Linked DNA regions of Homo sapiens: region 2 is linked to region 1. A link is an interaction called in ENCODE POLR2A ChIA-PET data of the cell type or tissue named here. Cell type or tissue: PC-3. All regions are shown on one strand. Links, peaks and the distances in the headings refer to the core of each region. The heading gives the core; the rest is flanking DNA. Region 1 holds the start of RAD23A (RAD23 nucleotide excision repair protein A). Region 2 has its middle 33 kb from the start of IER2.

The links. ChIA-PET counts read pairs that join two places held together with the same protein. Peaks named below come from ENCODE experiments on the same cell type or tissue, not always from the same donor. Only the 100,000 strongest peaks of a DNase experiment are listed, where the experiment ranks them.
Region 2: POLR2A ChIA-PET joins it to region 1 with 20 read pairs; 4 of 35 experiments call an interaction of 5 or more read pairs at or near these places.

What each region holds. Positions count from the first base shown.
Region 1 is chr19:12,941,725-12,950,379 of GRCh38, forward strand. CALR (calreticulin) reads left to right here. Exons shown (of 9, transcript NM_004343.4): 8 at 1,813-1,905; 9 at 1,989-2,765. The coding sequence ends at 2,189. It overlaps RAD23A (RAD23 nucleotide excision repair protein A), which reads left to right and starts at 4,138. Exons shown (of 9, transcript NM_005053.4): 1 at 4,138-4,296; 2 at 6,124-6,285; 3 at 6,453-6,634; 4 at 6,773-6,828; 5 at 6,962-7,089; 6 at 7,357-7,435; 7 at 7,551-7,684. The coding sequence starts at 4,225. RefSeq lists enhancers at 3,916-4,608, 4,020-4,239, 5,555-6,754 and silencers at 4,300-4,379, 4,390-4,579, 4,600-4,659, 4,631-4,925. In PC-3, for the core only: no CTCF peak of the experiment used is centred there; DNase peaks (open chromatin) are centred at 4,027 and 4,547; H3K4me3 peaks cover 3,078 bases; H3K27ac peaks cover 1,840 bases.
Region 2 is chr19:13,179,646-13,188,001 of GRCh38, forward strand. No RefSeq gene overlaps it. Among named protein-coding and RNA genes, the nearest start is that of IER2, 33 kb to the left of the region's middle. RefSeq lists enhancers at 2,299-2,358, 5,200-5,701, 6,330-6,624, 6,615-7,525, 7,526-8,356. In PC-3, for the core only: no CTCF peak of the experiment used is centred there; no DNase peak of the experiment used is centred there; H3K27ac peaks cover 626 bases.

The sequences.
Region 1 (8,655 bases), core at 420-8,419:
CACCCACCTTGGCCTCCCAAAGTGCTGGGATTACAGGCGTGAGCCACCTCACCCAGCCTTTTTGTAGAGACAGGGCTTCATGTTGCCCAGGTTGGTCTCGAACTCCTGGCCTCAGGTCATCTGCCCGCCTCGGCCTCCCAAAGTGCTGGGATTACAAGGGTTAGCCACCATGCCTAGCCTCTACAAAAACTTTAAAAATTGGCGAGATGTCATGCATACCTGTAGTCCCAACTACCAAGGAAGAAGGATGATCACTTGAGCCTGGGGCATCGAGGCTGCAGTGAGCCATGATTATGTCACTGCACTCCAGCCTCGGTGACAGAGTGAGACCCTCTCAAAAAAAGTTGGGACTTGGCCGGACACAGTGGCTCACACCTGTAATCCCAGCACTTTGGGAGGCCAAGGCGGGTGGATCACAAGGTCAGGAGATGGAGACCATCCTGGCTAACATGGTGAATGAAACCCCATCTCTAGTAAAAATACAAAAAATTTGCCAGGTGTGGTGGTGGGCGCCTGTAGTCCCAGCTACTCGGGAGGCTGAGGCAAAAGGATGACGTGAACCCGGGAGGCGGAGCTTGCAGTGAGCTGAGATCATGCCATTGCACTCCAGCCTGGGTGATAGCGAGACTCTGTCCCAAAAAAAAAAAAAAATGCTGGGACTGAATTTTTGTCTGTTTTGGTCACTGAAATACCTTCTGTGCCCAAGACAGTTCTGGCATGTAGTAGGTACCTGAAAAATACCTGAATAAGAGAGTGAGAAACAAGAAACAGGTGCAGAGAACTGAAGTCAGTGGCCCAAGGTCATGGGGGTAGGAAACCACAAAGCTGGGGTTTGAACCTGGGCAGTACAGCACCTGAGTCTCTCCATCTTTTTTTTTTTTTTTTTTTAAGACAGAGTCTTGCTCTGTCACCCAGGTTGGAGTGCAGTGGCTTGATCTCGGCTCACTGCAGCCTCTGCCTTCCAGGTTCAAGTGATTCTCATGCCTCATCCTCTCGAGCAGCTGGAATTACAGGCATGCGCCACGACGCTGGGCTTTTTTTTTTTTGAGATGGAATTTCACTCTTGTTGCCCAGGCTGGAGTGCAATGATGCAATCTCGGCGGCTCACCACAACCTCTGCATCCCAGATTCAAGCGATTCTCCTGCCTCGGCCTCCTGAGTAGCTGGGATTACAGGGATGCGCCATCACAGACCCCGGGCTAATTTTTTTTAGTAGAGACAGAGTTTCACTATGTTGCCCAGGTTGGTCTCGAACTCCTGGCCTCAAGTGATCCGTTCGCCATGACCTCCCAAAGTGCTGGGATTACAGGCATGAGCCCGTCCCGTCCCTGGCTGTCTCTCCATCTTTCCATCTTTTTTTTTTTTTTTTTTTTTTTTGGAGATGGAGTCTCACTCTGTCACCCAGGCTGGAGTGCAGTGGCACGATCTTGGCTCACTGCAAGCTCCGCCTCCTGGGTTCACATCATTCTCCTGTCTCAGCCTCCCAAATAGCTGGGACTACAGGCACTTGCCACCACGCCTGGCTGATTTTTTGTATTTTTAGTAGAGACGGGGTTTCACCGTGTTAGCCAGGGTGGTCTCGATCTCCTGACCTCGTGATCCGCCCACCTTGGCCTCTGGGCGAGGATTACAGGCGTGATCCACCTCACCTGGCCTCTCCATCTTTTTAACTGCAGTGTCAGCGGTGTTCCTTGTCTTCTCTGCAGATGCAGGCAGCAGAATATAGTGGTTATAGGAACACAGGTGGAAACCCTGTCCAAAGCAAGGGCTATCGGGTATCACCTCTGACCATCCTTCCCATTCATCCTCCAGGTCAAGTCTGGCACCATCTTTGACAACTTCCTCATCACCAACGATGAGGCATACGCTGAGGAGTTTGGCAACGAGACGTGGGGCGTAACAAAGGTGAGGCCTGGTCCTGGTCCTGATGTCGGGGGCGGGCAGGGCTGGCAGGGGGCAAGGCCCTGAGGTGTGTGCTCTGCCTGCAGGCAGCAGAGAAACAAATGAAGGACAAACAGGACGAGGAGCAGAGGCTTAAGGAGGAGGAAGAAGACAAGAAACGCAAAGAGGAGGAGGAGGCAGAGGACAAGGAGGATGATGAGGACAAAGATGAGGATGAGGAGGATGAGGAGGACAAGGAGGAAGATGAGGAGGAAGATGTCCCCGGCCAGGCCAAGGACGAGCTGTAGAGAGGCCTGCCTCCAGGGCTGGACTGAGGCCTGAGCGCTCCTGCCGCAGAGCTGGCCGCGCCAAATAATGTCTCTGTGAGACTCGAGAACTTTCATTTTTTTCCAGGCTGGTTCGGATTTGGGGTGGATTTTGGTTTTGTTCCCCTCCTCCACTCTCCCCCACCCCCTCCCCGCCCTTTTTTTTTTTTTTTTTTAAACTGGTATTTTATCTTTGATTCTCCTTCAGCCCTCACCCCTGGTTCTCATCTTTCTTGATCAACATCTTTTCTTGCCTCTGTCCCCTTCTCTCATCTCTTAGCTCCCCTCCAACCTGGGGGGCAGTGGTGTGGAGAAGCCACAGGCCTGAGATTTCATCTGCTCTCCTTCCTGGAGCCCAGAGGAGGGCAGCAGAAGGGGGTGGTGTCTCCAACCCCCCAGCACTGAGGAAGAACGGGGCTCTTCTCATTTCACCCCTCCCTTTCTCCCCTGCCCCCAGGACTGGGCCACTTCTGGGTGGGGCAGTGGGTCCCAGATTGGCTCACACTGAGAATGTAAGAACTACAAACAAAATTTCTATTAAATTAAATTTTGTGTCTCCCTCCTGTGTCTCCTTCTGGGGAAAGACAGACTTAAGGAAACCCAGCAGTGGTCTTTTTGGGGGGGGGGGGGGTTTCCAGTATATCTCCTTTTTCAGCTATTGCTAGAGAGGTTGCTGAGTGTTCCACAAGATTCCAGGGACCCTTATTTACCCCATAACCCTCAAAACCAACGGGGGAATGGCTGTTGCTGCTGTAAATACTCCACATACTAACTTACTGAATCCTTGAACCTAACTGGTAAGTTTTGGTTCTGCTTATTTATTTATTTTTAAGATAGACTCTCGCTCTGTTGTCCAGGCTGGCGTACAGTGGCTCAATCTGGTTCACCCTGCCCCTTAAACTGGCCTTTTTCATGCTTCTATTCCTTTGGGGTCCTGTGGCTCAGCCCAACCCCTCTGGGATGCCTCCAGGACTGGTAGATCCAAGGGAGAATTCTGTATTTAATGTAGTGAGGCTTTGAAAGTTAACATCTTTAAATACTTCTGGGGTCAGATTAGGTATAGTACAACAAAGTACTCCTGCCCGGAGACCCAAGAATGAAAATTGTAGGTTCATTCCAAAACTCCAGATCCCTAAAGAATGAATGAGGCTACAAAATGGCACCTTGCCCCCGCTTCCAACTTAAGGTTTTTTTTCTGTGCTTGGTGGCCTTTCAGGTATTTCTAGTTTTGAGTAACTTTCACTTTGACTGCTCTACAAGGGTTCCTGCCAGGATACCCAGACCAGAATAAAACTCATTTGGGGGCCGGGTACGGTGGTTCACGCCTGTAATCCCAGCACTTTGGGAGGCCGAGGCGGGTGGATCACCTGAGGTCAGGAGTTTTGAGACCAGCCTGGCCAACACGGTGAAACCCAATACAAAAAATTATCCGGGCGTGGTGGGGGGTGCCTGTAATCCCAGTTACTCGGGAGGCTGAGGCAGGAGAATTGCATGAACCCGGAAGGCGGAAGCTGCAGTGAGCCGAGATCGCGCCACTGCACTCCAGCCTGGGTGACAGAGACTGTTTGAAAGAAAAAATTCTCATTTGGAAGAGGCAAAATGAGGTTTTTACAGAAGAAATACAAATGTCTGTAACCAGTACAGGTACATAAAAACTTTGTTAAAAATTCATTTGAGCGTGAGAGTGGGGACACCAGAGTCACTTTGCAGCCCCGTGACGTCACCGATAACGGGCATGGCGTCACTCAGGAGACCACGTGTGCGGGCCGAGCAAGAAGCCCCGCCCACAGCGCGGAGTTTAGTCTGCGCGTGCCTCGCTCGAGAACGCGCTCGTGCGCATGCCCACAAAGGCCAAGGAGGGAGTGCGCAGGTCACGTGCGCCGGTGGTCAGCGCGCGCATTGCCTGCCCCGGAAGTGGTCGGCGCGCGGCGCGGCGCGCCTGGGCGCTAAGATGGCGGCGGCGTGAGTTGCATGTTGTGTGAGGATCCCGGGGCCGCCGCGTCGCTCGGGCCCCGCCATGGCCGTCACCATCACGCTCAAAACGCTGCAGCAGCAGACCTTCAAGATCCGCATGGAGCCTGACGAGACGGTGCGGGCCGGGCCGGAGCCCGGGGGCGGGAGCGACGGGTTTCGGGGGTGGGGTGGGGGCGGGGAGGCTAGAATCCCAACGGGAGGGGCAGGGAGGACGGCGCGGGTCGGCCCTGCCCAGACCCCCGACCTGCCCGACTTTCCTGGACCCCCCGATGGTCTTTGGCCCAGCCCCCAGCCGATCGGGCGGCGCTCCTGCGCCGGTCTCCGGGCGAGGCCCCACCCCCGGGGCGCTGGCCAGGCCCCGGCTCCAATGTCAGCGCTCTCGCGGGGCGCGGGAGTCACAAGCTCGGATTCCTGGGCAGGCCAAGCTCTCCAAGACTGGGCTCCACGTTCCCAGCTTTGCAGGCGTCTCCTTGGGACACTGGTGGTCGAATCTAGGAGTAATGACCAGGAGATACTGAGTAGTGACGACAACAACGATGTTAATGATAATAAACGGGTCTCAGTCTTTATAATTTTGGTGGTCCGTGTTTGTTGGCCGTTTACTTTTTATCAGTCACCGAGTGTTGTAGTGTTGTTTTACCGCTCTGCAAAACGGGCTTGTCATTGGGGACCTCTGATCATTTTACAGATGTGGAAACCTAGGGATTGAGGAACTTTGCCACAGTCACACACAAGTAATGGCAGAGCTGGGATTCAAATTCGGTTCTGCCTCGTGTGAGCGTCCACGATATAAATATTATGCTGCCTTTTTAGTCAAAAGTAGAATTAGGACCTAATTCAAACATACTGAATGTCTATTGGGTACTTGGCGCTTTTTGCATAGTGAGGGAGACATTGAAGTCCACTTTTTGTAGAAAAGGAAACACACATTTTTTGATCCGCTCAAGTGTTTGGCTTTGGGCAAGTTAACCTGCCTACCTGTCTGTGCCTCCGTTTTCTCAAATATCAAATGAACCGGTCGCCTGCTGGCTTCCGCCTGTAATCCCAGCACTTAGGGAGGCAGAGGGAAGAGGAGCCCTTGAGCCTAGGAATTCGAGATCATCCTGGCAACACAGTGAGACCCCGTTCTCTACAAAAAAAAGAAACAAAAATCAATAAATAAAATGAGACCAATTAAACGTATTTCATAGGAAACTTAAAAGGTATGACACATATACATTTACAGTAGCACTATTGGCCAGGCACGGTGGCTCATGCCTCTAATCCTGATGATTTGGGAGGCAGAGGCAGGAGGATTGCTTGAGGCCAGGAGTTTGAGACCAGCCAGTCTAACATAGGGAGACTCTTATCTACAAAAAAAAATTATTTTTAATTAGTCTGGAGTGGTGGTGTGTACCTTTAGTCCTAGCTACTCCCAAGGCTGGACAAGAGTACCAGTTGAGCCCAGGAGTTTGAGGCTGCAGTCAGCGATGATCGTGCCACATCAATCCAGCATGGGCGGCAGCGAGATCCTGCCTCTTAAAATTAAAAAATATCACTATTAACTATTAGTCACTTATTGTCCAAGGTAGAGTGTAGAGTGGGGGACTGTCCCCTTTATTCTGTTAATTATACTTTATACTACCCGAAATTACATTTTCTTCACATTAGTGTTCTCTCATTGAGAGCAGGGACTTACTTGTGTTGAGTTTGTTCTGTGCTGTGGCCTCTGTGTCTAAAACAGCACCTGGCACATAATGGGTGTTTAGTATAAGTAAATACTGTGTTGAATGGCATGATGATTGAATGAATTCAAATCTAGCATGCTTTAGATGCTGAGAAAGCTTAAAAAACCCAGCGTGCTTGCCTTTCTGCCATCAGGGCTGGCAGTTTCTCTGTCCTAAACTAGAAGGGAAAAGAGAATCTTGGGGTCTCCAGTGACTGTCTGTACCACTCCCTCTAGGTGAAGGTGCTAAAGGAGAAGATAGAAGCTGAGAAGGGTCGTGATGCCTTCCCCGTGGCTGGACAGAAACTCATCTATGCCGGCAAGATCTTGAGTGACGATGTCCCTATCAGGGACTATCGCATCGATGAGAAGAACTTTGTGGTCGTCATGGTGACCAAGGTGGGTGACGTGTGCTGGCTGGGAGGGTGGGTGGACGAGCTGGGGAGCTGGCAAAGAGCCTGTGTGCCCAGGAGAGATTAGCTGTGAACAGGGCGGGGCCACAGCGGAGCGGGTTGTTGGGTCTGATAGGGTTGCTGATGCCAGCTCCCTTTTTCTTGCTGTTGCAGACCAAAGCCGGCCAGGGTACCTCAGCACCCCCAGAGGCCTCACCCACAGCTGCCCCAGAGTCCTCTACATCCTTCCCGCCTGCCCCCACCTCAGGCATGTCCCATCCCCCACCTGCCGCCAGAGAGGACAAGAGCCCATCAGAGGAATCCGCCCCCACGACGTCCCCAGAGTCTGTGTCAGGGTAAGGCGGGGGCAGCAGTCCCAGCTTGGGCCCTGTCCTCCTAGCACATTCCAGCGTCCACATAAGTGGTCCCACACACCTGGAGGGAGGGCAAGCCGCCAGAAGCCAGGGTCCGATTTCTCTCTCTTGAATTTGCAGCTCTGTTCCCTCTTCAGGTAGCAGCGGGCGAGAGGAAGACGCGGCCTCCACGCTAGGTGGGTGGGTGGTCCCCAGGGCAGAGGTGACTGGGTGCCCCAGCCATCAGCTGGGCCTTGTCTGGGTGCGGGAGGGCCTGGGAGCTGCCCTTTCCTCTTCCTGGTGACCTAGGCTTTGCTGCTTCCTCCACAGTGACGGGCTCTGAGTATGAGACGATGCTGACGGAGATCATGTCCATGGGCTATGAGCGAGAGCGGGTCGTGGCCGCCCTGAGAGCCAGCTACAACAACCCCCACCGAGCCGTGGAGTATCTGCTCACGGTGAGGTGGGGCTTCCGCCTCCCGGGGAGGCCTTGAGGGAGTACCCGGGCGTCACTGCCCTGATGGGCGGTTGGGAAGGCAAAACCTGCCCTGAAAAGCCTTTGGGTAGTGATTCTAGCCACTAAAGGCTTCCCACAGGAGGCTGGATGTGAGTGATGGGTGGGCCTCTGGAGGGCAGGGCCGAGGCCTCATCTGTGTCCTGCCAGGGCATGGAGGAGGGTGGCAGCAGGAGGTCTGTGCATTAGAACTAAACAGGACCCCTGACAGGGAATTCCTGGGAGCCCCGAGCCGGAACACGGTTCTGTCCAGGAGAGCCAGGTATCGGAGCAGCCGGCCACGGAAGCAGGTGGGTGTGCACATGCCGCATCTGCCCTCCAGGTACCTGACTCACATTACACTCCACCCCGCAGTGCTCCTAGGAGCCCGGCGTGGTGTCTGACTGCACCCCTTCCTACTACCAGCAGGAGAGAACCCCCTGGAGTTCCTGCGGGACCAGCCCCAGTTCCAGAACATGCGGCAGGTGATTCAGCAGAACCCTGCGCTGCTGCCCGCCCTGCTCCAGCAGCTGGGCCAGGAGAACCCTCAGCTTTTACAGGTGTGGTCCCAAGGGCAGAGGGAGCTAGGGCAGCCACCATTTCCCTTCCCTGTGGGCACCAGAGTCCATAACACGTAGGAATCGTTCTAGGTCCGGAAAGCAGGACTAAGCACATGCTTCCCCCACGCCCCTGTGCTTCCTGTGACCTGGTGACCCCCCTGGTTTCTCAGTCTTCCCAACCACCTTGTAAGGTGTGGGTGCTGTCAACATCACCTCCCACAGAAGAAGACACCGGAAACTTAGAGCAGCCTGTCATTCCCAGGGTCACGCAGCTGGTAGTGTGTGTGTCTGCCTCCTGCCTCGGGGTGGGGTCCTGGGCTGGGGCTCTGGCTTCACATACAGATGGTGCTGCGTAAATGTCTGTAAGGTGGCATGACGTCACCCAGGACAGCTGTGCCCCAGTTGGCTCTGGGACAACTCTGCTCAGTGAGGCTCCATCTTGCCCTTGAAGGTTCACAGGAAGAGTGGGGGAGTGGCCCCCTGGGTGCAAGTAGGTTCCTCTGGGTTCTCGGTGAAGTGCCTACCGGTCTTGGCTCAGGACCCTGCTGTCTGACCCTTCTCCTCTCACTTCTCAGTCCCTTGCCAGCTCCTCCTGGTCGGTCGTGTTCTTCATCTGCACTCAGCCCTCCCTCATAGTGTCCTGGGGCCTTCAGTCTGTATGGGAACCCCCAAATCTATGTAGCCAGCCCAGGCCTCTCTGAATGCCACACTCCATGGCTGGCTTAATTAACTCTCCATCAAAGTGCTCCCTAGACTAGACGTCTAAGACTTAGAACAGACCTCCCCAGTCCTCCCCGATCTCTGCAAGGATTAGCTTGGGGTTGCTTCAGCCCCAGGCCCTGGGGATCTGCTGGGGTCTACCCCTTGTCCTGTCTGCTCTTCCCACTCAGCCCCTCCCTGCACTCCAGCTCTCTGGTAGCCTCTTCCTGGGCCTCTGCCACTGCATAGTCCCACAGTCCACTTTTCAACCA
Region 2 (8,356 bases), core at 1-8,000, 240 kb after region 1:
CACGGTGAAACCCCGTCTCTACTAAAAATACAAAAAAATTAGCCAGGCGTGGTGGCGGGCACCTGTAGTCCCAGCTACTTGGGAGGCTGAGCCAGGAAAATGGCATGAACCGGGAGGCAGAGCTTGCAGTGAGCCGAGATTGTGCCACTGCACTCCAGCCTGGGCAACAGAGCAAGACTGTGTCTCAAAAAAAACCACAGGGTCTTGCTTTGTTGCCCAGGCTGGTGTTGAACTGGCTTCAAGCCATGCTCCTACCTGGACTTCTCAAAGTGCTGGGATTACAGGCATGAGCCACTGCGCCCAGCCTGCCATCATGGGTTTTTTTTGTTGTTGTTTTTTTTGGTGGGGGGGTGGGTGGTGGTTAATGCATGTTGCAGCATGGATCAGTGCTTTATTATTATTATTATATATTTTTATGAGACAGAGTTTTGCTCTATTTCCCAGGCTGGAGTGCAGTGATGCTATCTCAGCTCACTGCAACCTCTGCCTCCCGGGTTCAAGCGATGTTTGAGCCTCAGCCTCCCGAGTAGCTGGGTGTGGAGGCACCTATCACCATGCCTGGCTAATTTTTGTATTTTTAGTAGAGATGGGGTTTCCCCATGTTGGCCAGGCTGGTCTCGAACTCCCGACCTCAGGTGATCTACCCGCCTCGGCATCCGAAAGTGCTGGGATTACAGGCGTGAGCCACCTTGCCTGGCCCAGAATACTTTCATCATCCCAAACTGAAACTCAACCTCTGTTAAACATCAAATCAATATTCTCTGCACACCCCCAGCCCCTTCTACTGTTCTACTTCCTGTCTCTAAGCCAGTGAGCTTTCCTTTTTTTTTTTGGGACACAGTCTCGCTCTGTCATCCAGGCTGGAGTGCAGTGGTGTGATCTCGGCTCAATCCAGCCTCTGCTTCTCGGGTTCAAGAGATTCTCCTGCCTCAGCCTCCTGAGCAGCTGGGATTACAGGCCCCTACCACCATGCCTGGCTCATTTTTGTATTTTTAGTAGAGATGGGGTTTCACCATGCTGGCCAGGCTGGTCTCAAACTCCTGACCTCAGGTGATCTGCCCGCCTCGGCCTCCCAAAGTGCTGGGATTACAGATGTGAGCCACCACGCCTGGCCTCTTTTTGGTTTGTTGATGTAGGCTGGGCTGATTGATCCTCCCCCATCTGATGGTGAGCCCTTGAGGGCTGGAACAGGATCCTTCTTCCTCAGCACTGTGCACTCCCAGCTCCCAGGCCTGTGCTTGATCCTCAGCTGATGCTCAAAATACAGTTGAAGGAACGGCAGAAAATTCCAAATGGGTGGGCAAAGGATGCAGTCCGCTGCTGGGGAGGATAGATGGGCTGAGGCAGGAGATGAATGCCTCGTGGCTCTGGGTGGGTGTAGGGAGCTCTTGGGCTGCAGGTGGGGTTGGGTGCATGAGCCGAGATCTCAGGGGGCTGGCTGAGTAGGGGCTGCAGACACTGAGAGAGAAGAAGAAGGGTCTTTGGAGGCAGAGAAGTGGGCACAGAGAGATGGGCTCCCCAGGCAGAAGTGTAGCCATGTGGCCAGGAGAAGGTGGGACGGAGGGACGGGAGGTGTGGAGGCTCCATGGTCACATTCTTGGCCGTCCTGCATGTGCGTTCAAAGCCTGGGAAGGGCCCGGTGCGGTGGCTCATGCCTGTAATCCCAGCACTTTCAGAGGCCGAGGCGGGCAGATCACCTGAGGTCAGGGGTTCAAGACAAGCCTGGCCAACACGGTGAAACCCTGTATCTACTAAAAGTACAAAAATTAGCTGGGCGTGGTGGCAGGTGCCTGTAATCCCAGCTACTCAGGAGGCTGAGGCAGGAGAATCGCTTGAACCCAGAAGGCGGAGGTTGCAGTGAGCTGAGATGGCACCACTGTCTGTCTGGGAGACAGAACGAGACTTAAAAAATAATAATAATAAAAATAAAAAGTAACAAAGCCTGGGAAGGCCTGGGGAAGGGGGCTCTCAATCCCAGCACTTTGGGAGGCCAAGGCAGGAGGGTCGCTTGATCCCAGGAGGTCAAGGCTGCAGCTGCAGTGAGCTATGATCGTGCCACTGCTTTCCAGCCTGGGTGACAGAGCAAGACCCTGTCTGCAAAAAAAAAAAAAAAAAAAAAAAAAAGTCCAGAAAGGCCGGTCTTGGGCTGAGTCCTGCCAGGGCCTGGTAGCCAGGGCCTAACAGTGTCCTTGTGTCCTTGCTAGGAGGTGAATTCCTAGTGTAGGCTTGACCCACTTTAGCTAGGGAAGCCACAGGATTTACCATTTCCAGGGGCCAGCTCTGCCTGAGGAGAGAGGCCTTCCTCATAAAGTCAGGCTTGGCTTCCTCCCAGCTGGCTGGCCTCCTTCTCCCTGATTCTAAATGCGGGCTTGTCACCGTGTGTCTGCATGTAGGCGCACGAGCGCACATCTGTGTGTGGGGGGGTGTTTGTGGTGCTGTGGGCAGCGTGGGGGTGGCATGTGTTAGCAAGCTGGGGGCCATTTCTACCCCACGGTTCTTTTTATATCTCACATTTACAGAAAGCCTGGACCTCTGAGCCTGGGCCTGTCAGTGGGCTGTTTGAGGCTTTGAAGGAAGGGACCAAGAGGCGGAGGCGTCTGAAACCCCGGCGCCGAGGGAGGATAGTCGGGTCAGGGGTGGCTGTTAGCTTCCTTCCATTGGCACTGACGGCATGCAGCCCGGGGCCATAGCCCTGCAGTGTCAGGTGTTGCAGAGCTATATTTTAAGACACTGGCACCATGGTTCACACCTATATTCTCAACACTGAGGTTGGAGGAAGCTGAGGTTGGAAGGCTGAGGTGGGAGGGTCACTGGAGCTCAGGGATTCAAGACCAGCCTAGGCAACATAGTGAGACCCCATCTTTACATATATATATATATATATAGCGATTATGTGTATATATATATGTATAGCGATTATATATATATAGCGATTATATATATACATATTTTTTCTCCTGCTTCAGTCTCCTGAGTAGCTGGGATTACAGGCTTGTGCCACCACGCCCAGCTAATTTTGTATTTTTAGTAGAGATGAGGTTTCACCATGTTGGTCAGGCTAGTCTTGAACTCCTGACCTCAGGTGATCTGCCCCCCTCGGCCTCACAAGGTGCTGGGATTACAAGCGGGAGGCACTGTGCCCAGCCCTACAAATATATATATATTTTACTTAGCTGGGTGCAGTGGCTGATACCTGTAGTCCCAGCTACTTGGGAGGCTGGGGAGGGAGGATTGCTTGAGCCCAGAAGATCGAAGTTGCAGTGAGCTATGCTCGTGCCACTGCACTAGCCTGGGTGACAGAGAGATCCTGACTAAAAAATAAATAAATAGGCCGGGCGCGGTGGCTCACGCCTGTAATCTCAGCACTTTGGGAGGCCGAGGCAGATGGATCACGAGGTCAGGAGATCGAGACCATCCTGGCTAACACGGTGAAACCCCATCTCTACTAAAAATACAAAAAATTAGCCAGGTGTGGTGGCGGGCGCCTGTAGTCCCAGCTACTCGGGAGGCTGAGGCAGGAGAATGGCATGAACCTGGGAGGCGGAGCTTGCAGTGAGCCGAGATCGCACCACTGCACTCCAGGCTGGGCGATGGAGCGAGACTCCATCTCAAAAAATAAATTAAATAAATAAATAAATAAAGCCGGGCATGGTGGCTCACACTTGTAATCTCAGCACTTTGGGAGGCTGAGGTGGGCAGATCACTTGAGGTCAGGAGTTCGAGACCAGCCTGGCCAACATGGTGAAACCCCCGTCTCTACTAAAAATACAAAAATTAGCCGGGCATGATGTTGGGAGGTCCCTGTAATCCCAGCTACTCAGGAGGCTAAGGCAGGAGAATCGCTGGAACCTGGGAGGCAGAGGTTGCAGTGAGCCAAGATCCCGCCACTACACTCTAGCCTGGGCAACAGAGCTAGACTCCATCTTAAAACAAATCAAAGTAAATATAATAAATAAAGCATACTCTCTCCACCTCCACTGCTGGGTCCTCACCAGGATGAATGGTTCAGAGCAAGGCCTGAAGGGGTCCTCCCTGAGATGCTGGGAGCGTCTCCCTGAGAAGCCCTGTTGGGCTGGTCCCAGTGGACCCTGGGTGCTCGCTGCCTAAGCTGCCCTCCCCCATCCCTGCCCAGCTCTGCACCCCATGAGAAGCCCTGTGGGTGGCCCCCAACTCAGGAGTTCCCACAGGGAGCTGAGGGCCGGTGATAGCCCCCCAGGCTTATGCAGTGACCTCGCTTAACAGCTGGTAACTCCTGCAGGATTCTGAGGCACCCGCCTCCTCCCAGAGGGACACATTCATGGCCTTTTCCTATTTATTTATTTATTAGAGATGGGGTCTTGCTCTGTCTCCCAGGCTGGAGTCCAGTGGCATGACTATTGCTCAATGCAGCCTCAAACTCCTGGGCTCAAGCAATCCTCCCACTTCAGCCTCTAGAGCAGCTGGGACTATGGGCATGCACCATGCTGGGCTAATTTATTTTTATGTGTATTATTGTATTAATTTTTTTTTTTTCGACGGAGGTTTGCTCTTGTTGCCCAGGCTGGAGTGCAATGGCACAACCTCGGCTTACCGCAACCTCCCTCTTCCGGGTTCAAGCAATTCTCCTGCCTCAGCCTCCGGAGTAGCTGGGATTACAGGCACCCCCCACCATGCCCGGCTAATTGTTTTTTTTATTTTTCTAGAGACAGGGTTTCACCACGTTGTTGGCCAGACTGGTCTTGAACTCCCGACCTCAGGTGATCTGCCCGCCTCAACCTCTCAAAGTGCTAGGATTACAGGCGTGAGCCACTGCTCCCGGCCTCGTATTAATTTTATTTTTAAAAATAAACACACTGCAGGCCTGGCGTGGTGGCTCACGCCTGTAATCCCAGCACTTTGGGAGGCCGAGGTGGGCGGATTATGAGGTCAGGATATAGAGACCACCCTGGCTAACATGGTGAAGCCCCGTCTCTACTAAAAATACAAAAAATTAGCCGGGCGTGGTGGCGGGAGCCTGTAGTCCCAGCTACTCAGGAGGCTGAGGCAAGAGAATGGCGTGAACCCGGGAGGCGGAGCCTGCAGTGTGCCAAGATCACGCCACTGCACTCTAGCCTGGGCAACAGAGCGAGACTCTATATCAAAAAAATAAATAAATAAAAGTAAATAAAAATAAAATAAACACACTGTAGCCTTGAAATCCTGGGCTCAAGCAATTCTGACTCTGCCTCTCAAAACAATGGGACTGCAGAGGTGAGCCACTGTGTCCAGCTAAAAAAATATATATATATGTATATATGTGTATATATATGTATATACATGTGTATATATACATGTGTATGTGTATATATACGTGTATGTGTATATATACGTGCGTGTATATATACACGTGTGTGTATACGCATACATACGTGTGTGTATACGCATACATACGTGTGTGTATACGCATACATACGTGTGTGTATACGCATACATACGTGTGTATACGCATACATACGTGTGTATATGCATACATACGTGTGTATACGTATACGTATATATATATCAGCCAGGTTCGGTGGCTCATGCCTGTAATCCCAGCACTGCGGGAGGCTGACGTGGCTGGATCACCTGAGGTCAGGAGTTTGAGACCAGCCTGGCCAACATAGCAAAACCCCGGTCTCTACTAAAAATAAAAAAATTAGCCAGGCATGGTGGCGGACGCTTGTAATCCCAGCTACTTGGGAGGCTGAGGCAGGAGAATCACTTGAACCCGGGAGACGGAGGTTGCAGTGAGCCGAGATCACGCCATTGCCCGCCAGCCTGGGCAACAAGAGCAAAACTCCATCTCAGAAAAAAAAAAAATTTTTTTTTCTTTGAGACAGTCTTGCTCTGTTGCCCAGGCTGGAGTGCAGTGACACAATCTTGGCTCTCTACAACCTCTGCTTCCTGGGTTCAAGTGATTCTCATGCCACAGCCTCCATAGTAGTTGGGATCACAGGCACGTGCCACCATGCCTGGCTGATTTTTGTATTTTTAGTAGAGATGGGGTTTCACCATGTTGGCCAGGCTGGTCTCGAACTCCTGACCGCCAATGATTCGCCTGCTTTGTCCTCCCAAAGTGCTGGTGTGTCCGGAGTTGGTGGGTTCTTGGTCTCACTGACTTCTAGTATGAAGCCGCGGACCCCCGCAGTGAGTGTTACAGCCCTTAAGGGGGCAAATCTGAAGTTTGTTCCTTCTGACGTTTGGATGTGTTCGGAGTTTCTTCCTTCTGGTGGGTTCGTGATCTCGCTGGCTCAGGAGTGAAGCTGCAGACCTTTGCAGTGAGTGTCACAGCTCTTGAGGCGGCGCATCTGGAGTTGTTTGTTCCTCCCGGTGGGCTGGTGGTCTCCCTGGCTTCAGGAGTGAAGCTGCAGACCTTTGCGGTGAGTGTTACAGCTCATAAAAGCAGTGTGGACTCAAAGAGTGGTCAGTAGCAATATTTATTGCAAAGAGCAAAATAACAAAGCTTCCACAGTGTGGAAACGGACTGGAACGCGTTGCCACTGCCAGCTGGGACAGCCTGCCTTTATTCTCTCATCTGGTCCCACCCACATCCTGCCGATTGGTAGCGCCCAGTGGTCTGTTTTGACAGGGCGCTGATTGGTGCGTTTACAATCCCTGAGCCAGACACAAAGGTTCTCCACGTCCCCACCAGATTAGCTAGATACAGAGTGTCCATTGGGGCATTAACAAAGCCCGAGCTAGACACAGGGTGCTGATTGGTGTGTTTACAAATCTTGAGCTAGATACAGAGTGCTGATTGGTGTATTCACAATCCCTGAGCTAGACATAAAGGTTCTCCAAGGCCCCATCAGAGTAGCTACATACAGAGTGTCGATTGGTGGATTCACAAACCCTGAGCTAGACACAGGGTGCTGATTGGTGTGTTTACAAACCTTGAGCTAGATACAGAGTGCCGATTGGTGTATTTACAATCCCTGAGCTAGACATAAAGGTTCTCCAAGGCCCCACCAGACTCAGGAGCCTAGCTGCCTTCACCCAGTGTATCCTGCACCGGGGCTGCAGGTGGAGCTGCCTGCCAGTCCCGCGCCGTGTGCCTGCACTCCTCAGCCCTTGGGTGGTCGGATGGGACTGGGCGCCGTGGAGCAGGGGGTGGCGCTCGTCGAGGAGGCTCGGGCGGTACAGGAGCCCACGGAGGGGGTGGGAGGCTCAGGCATGGCGGGCTGCAGGTCCCGAGCCCTGCCCCACGGAAAGGCAGCTAAGGCCCGGCGAGAAATTGAGCGCAGCGCCGGTGGGCTGGCGCTGCTGGGGGACCCAGTATACCCTCTGCAGCTGCTGGCCCGGGTGCTAAGCCCCTCATTGCCCGGGGCCGGTGGGGCGGGCCAGCCGGCTGCTCCAAGTGCAGGGCCCGCCAAGCCCACGCCCACCCGGAACTCCAGCCGGCCCGCAAGCGCCGCACGCAGCCCCGGTTCCCGCTCGCGCCTCTCCCTGCAAGCTGAGGGAGTGGGCTCCGGCCTTGGCCAGCCTAGAAAGGGGCTCCCACAGTGCAGCGGTGGGCTGAAGGGCTCCCCAAGTGCCGCCAAAGTGGAAGCCCAGGCAGAGGAGGCGCTGAGAGCGAGGGAGGGCTGTGAGGACTGCCAGCACGCTGTCACCTCTCACTGGGATTACAGGTGTGAGCTACCACGCCCAGCCAAAAAAATTTTTTATAGATGGGGTCTCACTATGTTGCCGAGGCTGGTCTCTAACTCCTGAGGGAAAGCAATTCTCTCGCCTCAGCCTTCTGAGTACGTGTGATTACAGGTGGAGTGATGAAAATATTCTGAAACTAGATGCAGGTGGTGGTTGTATTACATTGTGAATGTACTGAATGCCTCAGAATTGTACATTTTAAACAATTTTATGCTATGTGAATTTCACCTCCCTTCCTTTCCTCCCTCTCTCCCTCCCTCCCTTCCTCCTTCCTTCCCTCCCTCCCTTCCTTGCTTACCTCCCTCCCTTCCTTCCTTCCTGTCTTTCTTTCTCTCTCTCTCTCTCTCTTTCTCTTTCTTTCTCTCTCTCTCTCTCTCTTTCTCTCTTTCTTCTTTCTTTCTTGTCTCGCTCTGTCGCCCAGGCTGGAGAGCAATGGCGCGAGCTTGGCTCACTGCAACCTCTGTCTCCTGGGTTCAAGCAATTCTTCTGCCTCAGCCTCCCAAGTAGCTGGGATTACAGGGGCCTGCCACTACACCCGGCTAATTTTTTGTATTTGTATTTATTTTTTTATTTTTGAGATGGAGTCTTGCTCTGTCACCCAGGCTGGAGTGCAGTGGCACGATCTCAGCTCACTGCAACCTCTGCCTCCCAGGTTAAAGCAATTCTCCTGTCTTAGCCTTCTGAGTAGCTGGTACTACAGGCACCTGCC